2 separate regions of the Homo sapiens genome follow, and region 2 is linked to region 1. The links are chromatin loops, found by intact Hi-C in ENCODE. Cell type or tissue: IMR-90. All regions are shown on one strand.

The links. Peaks named below come from ENCODE experiments on the same cell type or tissue, not always from the same donor. Only the 100,000 strongest peaks of a DNase experiment are listed, where the experiment ranks them.
Region 2: it touches region 1 in a loop (8-fold over the local background); 2 of 110 quality-filtered maps call a loop at or near these places.

What each region holds. Positions count from the first base shown.
Region 1 is chr7:46,453,149-46,461,148 of GRCh38, reverse strand. No RefSeq gene overlaps it. Among named protein-coding and RNA genes, the nearest start is that of IGFBP3, 540 kb to the right of the region's middle. In IMR-90, no CTCF peak of the experiment used is centred here; a DNase peak (open chromatin) is centred at 4,678; H3K27ac peaks cover 1,480 bases.
Region 2 is chr7:46,382,749-46,390,748 of GRCh38, reverse strand. No RefSeq gene overlaps it. Among named protein-coding and RNA genes, the nearest start is that of IGFBP3, 470 kb to the right of the region's middle. In IMR-90, a CTCF peak has its summit at 523; a DNase peak (open chromatin) is centred at 4,558; H3K27ac peaks cover 331 bases.

The sequences.
Region 1 (8,000 bases):
GAGACTGCTACATTGCCATGGCATTCCAGAAATTTCTGTGAAATGACAAGCCAGGCGCAGTGGCTCACGCCTGTAATCCCAGCACTTTGAGAGGCCGAGGCAGGCAGATGACGAGGTCAGGAGATCGAGACCATCCTAGCTAACACCGTGAAACCCCATCTCTACTAAAAATACAAAAAATTAGCCAGGCGTGATGGCAGGCACCTGTACTTCCAGCTACTCAGGAGGCTGAGGCAGAAGAATGGCATGAACCCGGGAAGCAGGGTTGAAGTGAGCTGAGATGGTGCCATTGCACTCCAGCCTGGGCAACAGAGCAAGACTCTGTCTCAGAAAGAAAGTTCTGTGAAATGACAGTGAATAGTGGGTGAAAAATCTGGAAAATGAAAACATCTCAAAATGGGAAACTGAGTTTTCAAGACAGATGACTATAAATTTCTGAAATTATAAAAAGAATGAATGAATATCAAGAATACTACACCAATATATGGTTACTACTTAGAAAAAAATATAGTTATCTTCAATCCTGGGCCTTACTAAGATAACCACATTAACTTTTAAACATTATCTTATAGTGCATGTGTATTTGAGGGTTTCTTTACTTTGTAGGTGCTTCACTTCACCTCTCTTGGTTTAGAGATCCAAACGTGTTGGGTGAAGGAGTAATTCAGCTCAGTGGACTTCAATGGCACATGGTCCATTTTCTATCTGCTCTAAAATATACTGTATTAATAGAAAAGTGAAGTATAGTGAAGCCAACAGATCAGGAGATAATTACCATTGAAAAGATAGTTTGTTACCCAGTTCCCATGAGGAGAGGCACCACACTCCATGCAGGGACCTGCAGGGCAATACCAGGGTGAGTTAGGAGGCAGAGGGAGAGAAGGCCCACATGGGTACAGCCTTTGCTGTGGTTTCTGCAGGAACAATTAGGCAATGCCAATGAAGCAGGCTTAGGATAGGCTAGTTTGAATCATTTCCAGACTCTGGAGCAAAGGAGCTGTCCCTAGTTGTGTGGTACTTGGTCCTGGAGTGAACAGGGCAGGTGGACAGTAGCCCTGACTGTGAGAGCCCCACAGTGGAGGTGCCTAAAAGTGTGGGTTTGGATTGACAGATTTGTATTTGAAAGTGTGTTCCTGGGCAAGCTGTTATCTATCTTTAGGAATTAGCTATCCTTAAGGGTCAGCAAGGCCGCAGAAGTCAAGGTAACAGATCATAAAAAATAAAATACATACTTAATACACATCTGATCTTGTCAGAGGTATTCAAATTAGAGAGATCCCATATTGAAAAGGGGCTGGGTAAAATTATGCTGAGGCCTACTGGGCTGCATTCCCAGGAAGTTTGACATTCTTAGCCACAGGATGAGATAGAAGGCTAGAAGACTGGCACAAATTAGAGGTCATAAAGACCCCACTGATAAAACAAGATGCAGTACAGAAGTTGCTAACGCTCTCTGAAGCCAAGATGGTGACAAAAGTGACTTCTGGTCTTCCTCACTGCTCATTATATGCTAATTATAATACATTAGCATGCTAAGAGACACTCCCAGCAGTGCCATGACAATTTACAAATGCCATGGTAATGCCCAGAAGTTAACCTATATGGTCTAAAAGGAAGAGATGCCCTCCACTCTGGGAATTCCCTACCTTTTTCCCAGAAACTGCCTATTTCCTCATGAATAATTCATGCTTCTTTTAGCATATGAGCAAGAAATAAGCCTTAAAATAGCCAGCCCAAAGCCCTCAAGGCTGCTCTGCCTATAGAGTAGCCATTCTGTTCTTTCTTTACTTCTCTAATAAACTTGCTTTCAACTTATTCTGTGGAGTTGCCCCAAATTCTTTCTTACATAAGATCCTAGAACCTTCTCTTGGGGTCTGGATTAGGACTCCTTTCCAGTAACAATCGGAGAGCAGACATACTGTTAAATTAAATTTATCCTAACGCCGTCTTTTTACACATTTGAAGTTCAGGCTAAAGGTTTCTCCATACATGGTTACACCTAACTAGATATATAAATAGACTAGAATCTACTATCTTAAAAAATAGCCAAGTCACAATCACAGTGGCTGCATTGCATCCACTCACAGTTGGCCAATTTTTCAAACCATGCTCAAATAAGGCAAATTCCAAGCTGTCACTAGTCCAGCTGTTTCTGTACCTCACTTCCATTTTCTATACGTCACTTTCCTTTTTCTGTCCATAAATGTTATCTGATCACTTGGCAGCCCTGGAGACTCTCTGAACCTATTCTAGTTCTAGGAGCTGCCCAATTTGATAATAGTTCTTTATTCAATTAAACTCTGTTAAATTTAATGTATTCAAAGTTTTTCTTTTAACATGCAAACTGAGGACTTTTGCCAGGCCAAGAAGGCAAGATCAATACAATCTATGCTGACTCTCATGGCTGCAAATCAACCCTCTCCCATAGAGCATGCTAATTCGGATTTTATTATAAAAGCTCAATTTTGTTTCTTTAACTTTTCTCTATGGGTGTGGAGCACAAGAGTGCATACACACACTTTTATTTGTTTATTTTTTGCCCCACCAACCTCTTCATTAAAGCCATTCTAACCAGTTTTTGGCCACATGTTTTGTAAATCTTGTCTAACACATTACTTTGGAAATTGATATCTTTATATTTCAGCCAGAAGTTCCATTTTAACATCTTATTACACTCATTCTAGGGCAATTTTTGCCTTTTCATAAAGTATCAAGAATAATATTTGGCTACAATTCCCATATCTGCAAAGATCAAGCAAACTTCTCTGTAAGTTAGTAACTATTATTATTATTACTGCTACTACGACTAGTCTAGGAGTTTCTAATGGTCCTAAAGGAAACCAAAACTATTTAACCCCAAAATATACTTCTTTGACATATTTTGAGATGGCTGTTCAGAGGTCCTGCAGATAAAAGTAGCCTTGCAAAGCTGTCTTTTGTGGGGGAAATTTCCTCAGTAGAGGAAATAAAGTGAAATAAACAATGGATGCAAGTAGGCTTTCTCTGGAGGCCCCTGTGTCTGGATCTAGAAAAGATTAACTGAGAGTCTGATACCCTTAATGGTCTGATGAAAACCATTACCACTGATTACCATCTACTCTCTCTGAGGGCTGCTACCTGGGGTTTCATCTGCGTGAAGTTTCCAACTGCTTTTGCCCTACACTTTTCCTTTATTCCCTTTCCCATAACCTGTCTTGCCCTATTCCAAGCCCCTCTTCTTTCTGTAACCTCAGGATGGATGAAACTTGTACCATCTGGTCCTTTCTTTGAGTTTTCTTATTTTTTATGACTTCCATTTACACATGTGCATGTAATATATTTGCATGCCATTTTTCCTATTAATTTGTCTATTATCAGTTTGTTTTATATATTCAAATTATCCAGACTTCAACGGGAAAATTTAAACTTTCCTACAGTCCCAACACACTTCTGTGAGCACTTTTAAAGCTCCTGGGATGAAACTACCTTTGCCAAAATTAGAACAGTGAGAAAATTATGACAGTGAAAGAGATCTGATCTAGCAAAACTGTCTTGCCTTTAACCTCTTAACTACCCTTAATCATTCCTGGGTTTAGGCCAAGATAACTTTGGGAGACATTTAGTTTATAGTTTAAATAATAATAATAGTCCTTCCCCAAAACTAAACTGACTTTGTAAAGCTAGTGAAAAACCATCAGGTTAGATGGATGAGAAGCCTGAATTCTGCCAAGGTATAGACTTAAAAACAATTACCAGCCATTATTCCGGATGTCACAAGATATGAAATTTCACTAATTACTCCTGCAGATAACATCATTATTATGGAACTGAAGATTAGCCTTTGAGATGTCTTTTCAGGTTTTTGCATTTCTAATGATGATGGCTCCACCTGGACCCACCAGCCATCCTGTGGCCCCACCCAGAAGAGAACCACTATCCACACCCCCATTCCCTTGCCCGCCAAACTATTCTGGAAAAACCCTAGCCCCCAAGTTTTGGGGGAGTTGATTTGAGTAATAACTTTGTCTTCCAGGTGGCATGGCTGGCCTCATGTCAATTAAACTCTTTATCGAAGTGCTGTGGTCTTAGTCAATTGGAGTTGTTTGTGCAACAGGCAGTAAGAACTCGTGGGGTGTTTACAGGGAGAGTACCAATTAACACAATAGTTACAATGAACACTCAAGATGTGAGATATAATAATAAATATTTTATTTGTGCTTCTCTGCCTTCCCCTGCGAGTCACCATTGTGAGTCTCTTTATGTCTTTGAATTTTCTGTTTTTCTACTTTTTACTGTATTTTTCTTGATTTATAAAGATAATACATGCTCTTTAAACAAAACTCAAATATTATATAACTAAGAAAAATAAATGTTTCAATAATTTTATCTTTTAAGTTAATGATATTGATGCAAATTATTTCACATTTTTCTTTTACATACTTCTCCCATTAAGAATTAGCTATTTTATTATTATTAGCTCCTTTATATTAAATAATGGAATCACTGAATATCTAGAAATCAACAAATCCTTTCTAGATACCATGGTTAAGCATAGCTTGGCTTGGTAAGCAAAACACATATTCTGAATACTTAAAACCAAAATCTTTGGGATGTTTTTTCTCTTGGCTCATGTGCAATTCCATAACACTGACGCATAACATTCCATTAAGTTAGATGCCAGTGGGAAAGTCTCACGTGACTATGCTGCATGTTCAGTCTCTAGACACACTCTGTCCATGTCTGCAGCTGAGCCTTTCCCTTAAGCATTTTTCTGACCCTGGACACATCTGGACTCCTGCCGTGGTGTGAGCACCTCACAGGCCCTGCCCTTGTTCAGTCTGTGTCTGTTTCTCTAACTCCAGGCACAGTGCCTGGGCTAAACTGAATAGATTCTCAAGAATTCTTGTGAAGCACAGTAATAGGTACATTTTACAAGGAAAACCAAGAAGAAATGCAGGTTGATATATATCATAAGCCAAAATTCGGGTGTGCAGATTGGATCCAAGAAGTGTGTGAGTCAAATGGACTACGACAACTGGCTTCACTCCAGCAGCTTGATTAGAGCCCTGGGCAAAGAAGTGTCTGGTACTCTCTGCCACACCACACACCTTGGCATGCTTAGGTTCCAGGGCACCGTGGGTAATCCTTGGCACTATTTTTTTTTTTTGAGATGGAGTCTCGCTCTGTCGCCCAGGCTGGAGTGGAGTGGTGCAATCTCAGCTCACTGCAAGCTCTGCCTCCCGGGTTCATGCCATTATCCTGCCTCAGCCTCCAGAGTAGCTGGGACTACAGGCGCTGGCCACCACGCCGGGCTAATTTTTTGTGTTTTTAGTAGAGATGGGTTTCACCGTGTTAGCCCTTGGCACTATTTTTATATGGTACAGCCATAAAATGGAATGAGTTTGTAAAAGTGAGACCCTATGATGAAGAGTTTGTGACTGTCAAAGCTGTGGACAATGTTAGGGTTAAAGGGAGAGCGCATTCGCTATTTTCCAGTATCTAAATAGAGGTCATGTAGAATTGAAGACCACTCTCATTTGGACTGACTTCAAAAGATAAATTTATAAGATGTGACAAAATAAGATTTAGTGTATTATGAGGAATGTTCTATATGATTCTTCAGGTGCACCCTGTCCAGTTGAATCCCAGTTGCCTGGAGGGATGACCCACTGATTAGTAGCCTTTACAGCTTTCCTTCCTCCCATGCCTCACCTCCCTATTCTCTCTCTTGTGCTTCTTGGGGAATCACCTCCAAACGGAACCTCTTGCACTTAAGATCTTGCTTCAGGATCTACTTTTAGGTAGAATCTAAACTAAGACATCTATTCCTGCAGGTGTGGGGCTAGGTTATGGAGTATATCCTAGTCCTCACTGTTGAAGAGCACGGTCTGTTTGGAGCAGATGGACATTACAATGAAAAAGGACTGTGAGAGGGATTCCATAAGGTCATAAGACACATGAAGCAGGTGGTAATCAATTCCACTCAGGATGCTGAAAGAAGACTTACAGAAGTGTCCCCTTGAGAGGGAACTTGAAGAATAAGCAGAAACTGACCAGGCTCATAATAGATTAGCAGTGTTTCTGGCACAGAAAATGCCATGTGCACAGAGAAGGAGGCTGCAAGCAACCACAAGACAATCAGGAGTGACTCCAGGAAGACTGAACAGCAGCCTGGGAAGCCACGGGAAAACAGAAGGAGACGGAACTGCAGAGCTTGAGCTTGCCAGGAGCAGAATGTAGAAAGCCAAGCTCTGGGCTGTGAGAATTTGGCTGCTATAGTATAAGCAGTGGGGGGACTTTAGAAGATTGAAATTAATAATAATAAAACAAATACAAAGAGAGTAACATAATCAACTGCCATTTTAGAGAGCGAGAACTTTATTTGCAATGTGAAGAACATGAATTGTCAGTAGGGAGTTCAGAGAATAATGTATTAAAATTATACCCCTCAGAAATTATTAGTGTCTTGTCCAGGATAGGGACTGTAGAAGGCAGAGAAGAAAGAAGGGTTATGAAGAATGTATTGGAGATACAATCAACACCACGTAGGATGGATTGAAGGAGTGTATGTATAAGTGCATGCACATCTGTGAATGGTGATGCATTGATAAGAACTATTAAGGCAGACACTTAGATTTTGCTCTTGGGTGATTGGAGCAGTTAGGAGATGTGACTAAGTAAATATGTAGCAGATGAGATAACTCTCCAATCATCTGTTGACTCTGAGCTGGAAATGTCCGGGAGACAGTTGGGAACATCTCCGCGGCCCAAGGGAGAAGTCCAATCTGTGCACATGGATTTCTTCATCCTCTGTACAAAGAATAACCCTAGAAGAATAGAAGAGAAAAAAAATGCCAACTCTGAAGAACATTAATTAAAACAAATTTCAGATTTTATGGTAATGACTCCATGGTTTTCTATTACATGACTATTAACCAGCCCTTAGGAAATGGACGTTTGTTGTCAAGTATTTCAATTATATAAAGAACATAGAGTTCATTATAGATTCTGGATATTAGACCTTTGTCAGATGAGTAGATTGCAAAAATTTTCTCCCATTCTGTAACAAATTTACAAGAAAAAACAAACAACCCCATCAAAAAGTGGGCAAAGGATATGAACAGACACTTCTCAAAAGAAGACATTTATGCAGCCAAAAGACACATGAAAAAAATGCTCATCACCACTGGCCATCAGAGAAATGCAAATCGAAACCACAATGAGATACCGTCTCACACCAGTTAGAATGGCGATCATTAAAAAGTCAGGAAACAACAGGTGCTGGAGAGGATGTGGAGAAATAGGAACACTTTGACACTGCTGGTGGGACTGTAAACTAGTTCAACCATTGTGGAAGTCACTGTGGTGATTCCTCAGGGATCTAGAACTGGAAATACCATTTGACCCAGCCATCCCATTACTGGGTATATACCCAAAGGATTATAAAACATGCTGCTATAAAGACACATGCACACATATGTTTATTGCGGCACTATTCACAATAGCAAAGACTTGGAACCAAGCCAAATGTCCAACAATGATAGACTGGATTAAGAAAATGTGGCACATATACACCATGGAATACTATGCAGCCATAAAAAATGATGAGTTCATGTCCTTTGTAGGGACATGGATGAAGCTGGAAACCATCATTCTCAGCAAACTATCACAAGGATAAAAAACCAAACACCACATGTTCTCACTCATAGGTGGGAATTAAACAATGAGAACACATGGACACAGGAAGGAGAACATCACACACCGGGGCCTGTTGTGGGGTGTGGGGAGGGGGGACAGATAGCATTAGGAGATATACCTAACTTTAAATGACGAGTTAATGGGTGCAGCACACCAACATGGCACATGTATACATATGTAACTAACCTGCACATTGTGCACATGTACCCTAAAACTTAAAGTATAATTTAAAAAAAACACAGAAATTAATATACTTGTATATATGTCTTTTCCAACTTGTAAAATTAGCTTATTGAGGTAAATTTATAAAATAGAGCTGTACA
Region 2 (8,000 bases), 70 kb after region 1:
GTGTTTTGCACAATGCCTGTGAGATTTCTTAAATACACTGTCATTTCAATATTCTAGAAACTCACTCACTCAATTTTGTCACAGAGGAAAGGTATGTTTCTGGTGCTTTTTTGCTTTGTTTTGCCAAGTAGAAAGTGAAGTCTCTTCCTTGCACACTGAGGAGGGTCCCTGGCACATTCACCGCTTTCGCCCTGCACATTCTCATCACAGGCAACTCTCACAAGAGCCCCAGGGAAGGCCTTCTCATCTCCACAGAACAGTTAAAAAAAAAAAAAAAAAAAAAGACACCAGAAAACCAGATGTAGTGAAAGGCAATGCTAAGAAACCCTGCAGTTTTTCACTGTGTTTGGTGTTTCCTGCTGGCCCATGGCATTGAGGCTGGGTTTGCTCTTGGAAGCTGGACATGCCACCCAGGATCGCTTCTTGTTTCTACAGATGGGAATTAGATAAACGGACCCAGAATGGTCTTCCACTGGAGTGTCCACAACTTAATCTCCTTCTGTTTCAGTCATGAAAGAGTGCCATCCTTGGCCAGCAATGGGAATAACAAGAGGAATTTTGGAATACATGCTAAATCTCAACCATGACTCTCAACAATATGCACACAGAGACAGGATGGGGGTGAAGACGTTCATCCCCTGCCACTCTGTCAAGAGTGGTGCAGCCAAAACCAAATCCACCTCTCTCCAACTCTTTCCCCAGCCAGTCAGGATGCAACTCCATGGGACAACACAGATGGAATTCTCAGGTCAGCCCAAAGCACAGAGTGGTGTCAGTAAGTGACAGCTCTTAGGTTTTATTCCCACAGATCCCTGTTCTTGAGGTATAAGGACCAGAGAAGAGACTGGGAGCACCCATGAATATTTCATTTAACTTTTAGCTGTTTGTAATCAAGCTGCTTCCAAATGATTACCATTTAATTTATAAATGCTCAAAATGCAATATTTTAAATATTTTACTTGGCCACGTCATCTGAGATGCAGGTCAGTATCTGCCCCAAAGGTGACTCAATGCACCATCTTCCATTTTATGCTGTCTGTGACTCTACCTGGCCTCAGCATCTCCAGCCTTCTCTGAGGTTCTAGGAAGAGAGCTGAGCTGACCTCTCCTGTCAGCAAGTGCTCTGGGGCCCTCTGGCTTCAAGTCCAAAGGAACCTGGCACTCTACTCTGCCCCAAGAAGCAGCGGGGTTATTAGAAGACCATGATTATGGCCGTAAAAGTAAAATGGAACTGGCTTTTCCTATTTTATGAAGAAAAGTAACATTTAAGTTAGAAATCATCATAGGGAAACTTCCTGAGTAGTTGGAAGGACTGGAGAAAGACTTTCCAGGAATGACACCAATTTCCTGGCACAGATGAGAAGTCAGCCGTCACCCACAGCCACAGCTGAGCATCCAACATTAGGAACTCGGCTTGACTTGACTGATGCAGCCATTAGCACTGACACCTTCCTAAGCCTTGAATTTGACATTAAACTCCTGAGAAGCCATTACTGCAGCTGCTGCCACTGTAGACAGCCTGCTCCTCTACCCCAGCCAGCACAGACTAGTCTATGTTGCCCACTTCAGAAACAAAACCCAGGCCCTGTATGACTGAGTGTCAGCCAACATCACAGACCTGTGTCCCAGCTGCAAAGGGGGCTGAAAACATGAGTCACGAAGTCCACGTGAAAGGGTCCCATCATCGGTGACATTGTGAAAGGTTAATGGAGAAATATGGATAAGGTACTAAAATATAAAAGGCAGTCAGGAGTACCACACATGACCACAGCAGGCTGTGGAATCCACAGAACTGGGCTGGCTCCCATCCCTGATTCCACACTTGGTGTTTGATAAATGGTAGTGAGTGCAACCCAGTGGGTTCACTTTGCCCACTGCCCAGAGAGAGCCGATTTATCAAGACAGGGGAATTGCAATAGAGAAAGAGTAACTCACAGAGAGCCTGTGGTGCAGGAGACAGGAGTTTTATTATTACTCAAATAGTCTCCTTGAACGTTCGAGGATCAGAGTTTTTAAGGACAGCTTGGTGGGTGGGTGGAAGCCAGTGAGCCTGGAGTGCTGATTGGTCAGGTCAAAGATGAAATCATAGGAAGTCGAAGCCGTCTTCGCGCTTTGAGTCCGTTCCTGGGTGGGGTCCACAAGATCAGATGAGCCAGTTTATCAATCTGGGTGGTGCCAGCTGATCCATCAGGTTCAGGGTCTGCAAAATATCTCAAGCACTGATCTTAGGAGCAGTTTAGGGAGGGTCAGAATCCAGCTGCATGACACCTAAACCATAATTTCTAATCTTGTGGCTAATTTGTTAGTCCTGCAAAGGTAGTCTAGTCCTCAGGCAAGAAGGGGGTTTGTTTCGGGAAAGGGCTGTTCTTGTCTTTGTTTTAAATGATAAACTATAAACTAATTTATTCTCAAAGTTAGTTCAGCCTACGTCCAGGAATGAACAAGGACAGCTTGGAGGTGAGAAGCAAGATGGAGTTGGTTAGGTCAAAGCTCTTTCCACTGTCTCAGTTACACTTTTGCAATGGCAGTTTCACACATATTAGTATTCAGAGTTCAGGGCTCTCTTACAATGCCTTTCCCCAATCTTAGGATTCAGGGCTGCTCTGCAACACATTTTTTCCCTCTTTCAATCTGAAATTTACGGCTCAGCAGAGTAAAAGGGGCTAAGTAGACAGGAAGTCTACTTTACTTTTTAAATTTTCTTTACTTTACTGTCATCCTTGATGCCAAACTATACCCTTGGAGACGTTCCCTTAAACATCTCATTCTTTTCTTGCATCAAGCACAACCACAAAACCCTTTTTTATTATTAAAAATTTCCTATATTCTGACCTCATTCCTTATTTCTATTGTTAGGCAATCCACTTCCACTCAAAAAAAGGCATTAGGCAAATGTGTGACACATTGTGTTTGAATTCTGTGCCTGGTATTATTAGCTACATGACCTTGACCAAGTCACCACTTTCTATTATGTCATCAGCAAAATTGCTGTAAGGTTGCCTGAAGATTTAAATGGGGTAATTCATGTAAAAGTATCTGGTACTTATTAGATTCTCAATAAAGACTGATTTCATTCCTCAATGTATGTAAAAATATCTGGTACAGTATGCAGCATACAACAGGCACTTAAAACATGTGTTTATATTTTCTGTATTTTAAATTAAAAATTCAGAAATATCATATGAAAATATGTCCACTTCACTTGAAGTCTCACTGAAAACAAGAAGCAATGCAGCATCATGTGTTCACATAAACCTGTGGATTTAGTCCTGTCTTAGCTCATTCAGGCTCTATAACAAAAGTACTACAGACTGGGTGGCTTTACCAACAAACATTTATTTCTCACAATTCTGCATACCGAAAAGTTCAAGATCAAGGTGCCAGCAAGTTTGGTATCTGGGGAGGTCCTGCTTTCTGCTTCACAGAGGGCAACTTCTTGCTGTGTCACCACATGGTGGAAGAAGCAAAGAAGATCCCTTGGGCCTATTTTATAAGGGCACTAATCCTGTTCATGAGGATCCACCCTCACAAGCTCATCTATCCCTAATCATCTCACAATGGCTCCACCTCCCATGATGATATGAATTTTGTGGGGACAAAATGTTCAGTCTATAGCAATCCCCATTTGCAGAAAAGAACTGAGGTTCTGAAAATGGAGAGATAGTACCAAATTGGCCATGAAAGAATAAAACAAAACAAAACAAAACAAAACCCCATGGTCTCTCCTGACGTGAGTTGATGAATCACCTAGCAGTCTGGAGATGAACTGTCTGCAAAAGGTCAAGATAAGGTGGGCTGCCACCAGGAGAAGATCGAGGAATGCAAAGCTGCATTCCTTCAGAAACAAAAATAGGCCCGGGCTATAGCAAGATGTGATTCTAAGGACCTGAAGATTAAATTGTAAAATTCCTTCTAGAGAAACTCTCTTCAACAGCTAGGGATAATAATAATATGTTCCTGAAGTCAAAACTGACTTGAAAATCTGTAGGCATTGCAAGGACTGCTCGCTGAAATGACAGACACATACATTTTATTTCTATAGCTCCTGGATCATTATGCAATGTATGGGAACATAGCTCAGAACACTAAGCCACCACCAAGGGGGAAAATCAGCAAATTCAACCATGAGCATCAGTATGACCTCTGTATGTGGGATGGATCAGGACATTGCTCATCAGAAATGAAGCAATAGTATTTCATCGGTTTTGATATTGGTATCAATAAATGTGTAAATTGATTTATCAGGCCTATTACTTTTTGTCAGCTCTTTCTTATTAATCTTGAAATAAATCTTAGTATATAACAATGTTCTAGGCTTCTGGCTATAATGGACCTTGTCCTTTTCCTATGTTATATACAAGAAAAGAGATACCTGATTATCAGAAAAAAATATATATTTTCTGATGATTCACAAAGTCACAAGTTCTGGGAAAGTGAAATAGTTTTGAAGTAAGTAAAAATTTGGTCATGAGTACAGGATTTGGCCAAATGACAAGATAATTTGTGGGTGAAGAAATTCCTGGATCTTGGATTGGAATAGGGTTAGGTTATAACTTAGTGGGCCCTTGTTGTATTTAATATGTGACTCAGAGCCTGTTAATCTTGCTGTGTTGGGTTTCTCTGGGAGAAGTAGCATTTGTGATTCATTGTGGACCTAAGAATCTTCTTATTTTTAATCATATTTGGGAAAGTTTTTTCAATAACCATCTTGATGTTTTATTCCATGGCAACACTGTCTTACTACAGCCACAATGTTGGGACCTTCTTGTCTTATCTTTAAAACAAACAAAAAAATTCTTTACATCTGGTTTAGTCTAACATGAAGTGTTTAAGTTTCCTGGAAGGAATTAGTGAATCTATGAACTCTGCATGACACATAAAACAATAAAACAAACTATGCCCCTTGCACAATAAGATTAATATTGGCAAAATGAACTGATATAAAAAGATTTTTTAAAAACAAAAAATTAAATTTTTTAAAAAATAATTTACAATGAAACTTACAAAAAATTTAGGAATTTTGTTTTAAAATAATTCACAGTGGAACTTGGAAAACTGTATATTTCAAATACCACATATGTAATTCCTGAGATAATATATGTATATTTGTACATATCTTTTTGAAATGAGCAAAATCAATTTGAATTTAGTAATTTAAGATTATTGGACACCAAAGTGGCCTTGTTTTGATGGACTTTATTTTTGGGTGTAATGTAAAACTCATAGCAAAATTGAGTGAAAAATATAGAGATTTTTCCATAAACCTCCTAGCCCACACCCCCTACCCCCACAGACTCTCCACTATCAACATCTCCCATCAGAGTGGAACATTTGTTAGACTTGATGAATCTACAATGACCCAACATTATTAACCAAAGATCACTCCTGATGTACATTCTGTGGGTTTGGACAAATGTATAATGACATGTATGCACCATTACAGCATCATACAGAAGACTTTCACTGCTTTAATAATCTTCTGTGTTCTGCCTATCTGAACTAGCTTTTATTTATTTATTTTGTTATTACCATATGTGTATTTATTATAAAATTCCAATAATATGGAACTAGCAAAAGTAGAAAGTCAAAGGTCCCTAAAGTCTCTCATGTTCCCATCACCCCAGCAAAGACAATCTCAACTGAAATTGAACCATAATTTCTCCAGCTTCATAATCTTTGGCCTTAAAAACTTTTTGTGTGTACTGTACAAAAATACCTAACTATGGGATGTCACGAATATATTCTTCTGCATTTTATTCTATGAGCTTTTCCATTTCTCCCTTCTTTTTCAGAGGAAAATAGAGATCAGGACCTATGTATCTCCATAGAGAGATTAAATTGCTCTAGTGCCATTTGTTAAAAAAGATTTTGCCTTTTTTGTACGTTGATCAAAATTAAATAGACTGTTCTGATTTCACCTCAGGCTTTTAAAGTATTCAAAAGTTGACATTCCCTTCTTCACAACAAAAAAAAATTTAAAAAATAAAAATGAACAATTTGACTTTGACCCATTAGAGAGTGAAGTCACAGGACAAACCACCATCTAGAAACCTGAGAAGATAAGTGCCTGTAAAATATACAATGTTTGAAAAATAAATTTTATATGTGAAGAAAAATAAAACAGATGCCCTACTTTTTTTAATTTTTTTTTTTTTTGAGACAGAGTTTTGCTCTTGTTGCCCAGGCTGGAGCGCAATGGCAGGATATCGGCTCACCGCAACCTCTGCCTCCTGAGTTCAAGCTGATTCTCCTGCCTCAGCCTCCCGAGTAACTGGGATTACAGGCATGCGCCACCACACCCAGCTAATTTTGTATTTTTAGTAGAGATGGGGTTTCTCCATGTTGGTCAGGGTTGTCTCAAACTCCTGACCGCGGGTGATCCACCTGCCTCAGCCTCCGAAAGTGCTGGGATTACAGGCGTGAGCCACTGCATCCAGCCCAGATTCCCTACTTTACACCACATTCCCAAGTGGATTCCAGCATATTAGAGGTTTGGATATAAAATATAACAGAGTAAAGTTAATAGAAGAAGTTAATAGAATAAATTATAGGATTATATTTTTGACTCCCAAAAGAAAATCCATTAAGTAAAATATTTATTAATTTTATTAAATGAAAATTAAATTCCTATTTAAAATTAAGGATGTAGACTTCCATTTTCAACTCTGACATGTAACAGATGGGAAGTCATCACTTCTGTCCTTAACAACAAGAAAAAAGCTGGACAATGTAAAAATCAGTGACCTTTTTTGGACCCATCAGATAACTGAGATCACAGAGCAAACAACCACCTCAACACACGGAACAGTGAATGCATCTAAAGAGATAAAGCAGATGAGATCTGTTTATCTAAAGAGAAAGCCGTGGTACCCCATAATCCTGTAGGAACATGAAACTAGAGGCTGAGTGTGGGCTGCATGAGGGTGAGAAGTTCCTGAGTCATTAGTCATATGTGGGTCACACTTTCTTAAGCTTTTTTCCATATGACCCACCACCTACTACACTCTCATGAGAGGACTCCCCAACTCCTCTCTCTCTCCTCTCCACTTTCTTTTTTCCTTCCCTATCCTGGCCTCACCTCTCTTTGGCCCTGGCAGTAAAGGGGAAAAGTGGTCATCATGAAATCTTCTCTAACCTTTCTTCCTTCCAATACAGAAGGCTTAATTCCAGTGATTCCACATGACAAGAGTGAAATTCAGTCCCAACTAGTGGGGGAGAACTCTACCCTGTTTCAGTACTGCTCAAAATGCCCTTCCTCTGTCACCTCAGGCAAGGAAATAAACACACACAAAAAAACATAATTTATAGGGGGAGGGCTCCAAAGGCACAGATTTCAAAGGTTGTTAGCTACATGGGAGGAATGAATTAGATTACAGGGAAAGTTTTAACCCCGAATGAGGGAACTTTGAAGGCCTACACCTCAAGATAGCCCATTATGAACCCCAAAGGATGTAAATTAATCAAAAGATTAGAGATTTCTTCTCTTCAAACACACATAACCTAGAAATATGTTAGGAAACTTTTAGTAAAAATAACAGTAGACTACAGCAAGAAGTGCAAGAAAGTCACTCTCTCTGAGGACTAGAACAAATGGAAGCCACAAAACCAAGAGAAGAGAAAAAACAGGGACAATAGAGAAATTGCATGCCTCTACTGCCTGTAGGAATAAGAAACATCAAACAGCCCAACTCTTAAAGGCTTATTTAATCTCAGTATTTATTACCCCACACAACAAAAAATTTACAAGCCATGCTAAAAAGGCAAGAAAAACACAGTCTAAAGAGACAAAACAATTATCAGAACCAAACACCAGTATGGCATAGATGTTGGAATAATCAAACAAACATGGAATGTGACATGACAATGATTAATAATAATATGTTAAAGAGGTTAAAGGAAAAATATAGATAACACACAGGATGAGATAGATAACGCTAGCAGAGACAGAAACTCAAAGGAGTCAAAAGAAAATGCTAAATATTAAAAACACAGTAACATAA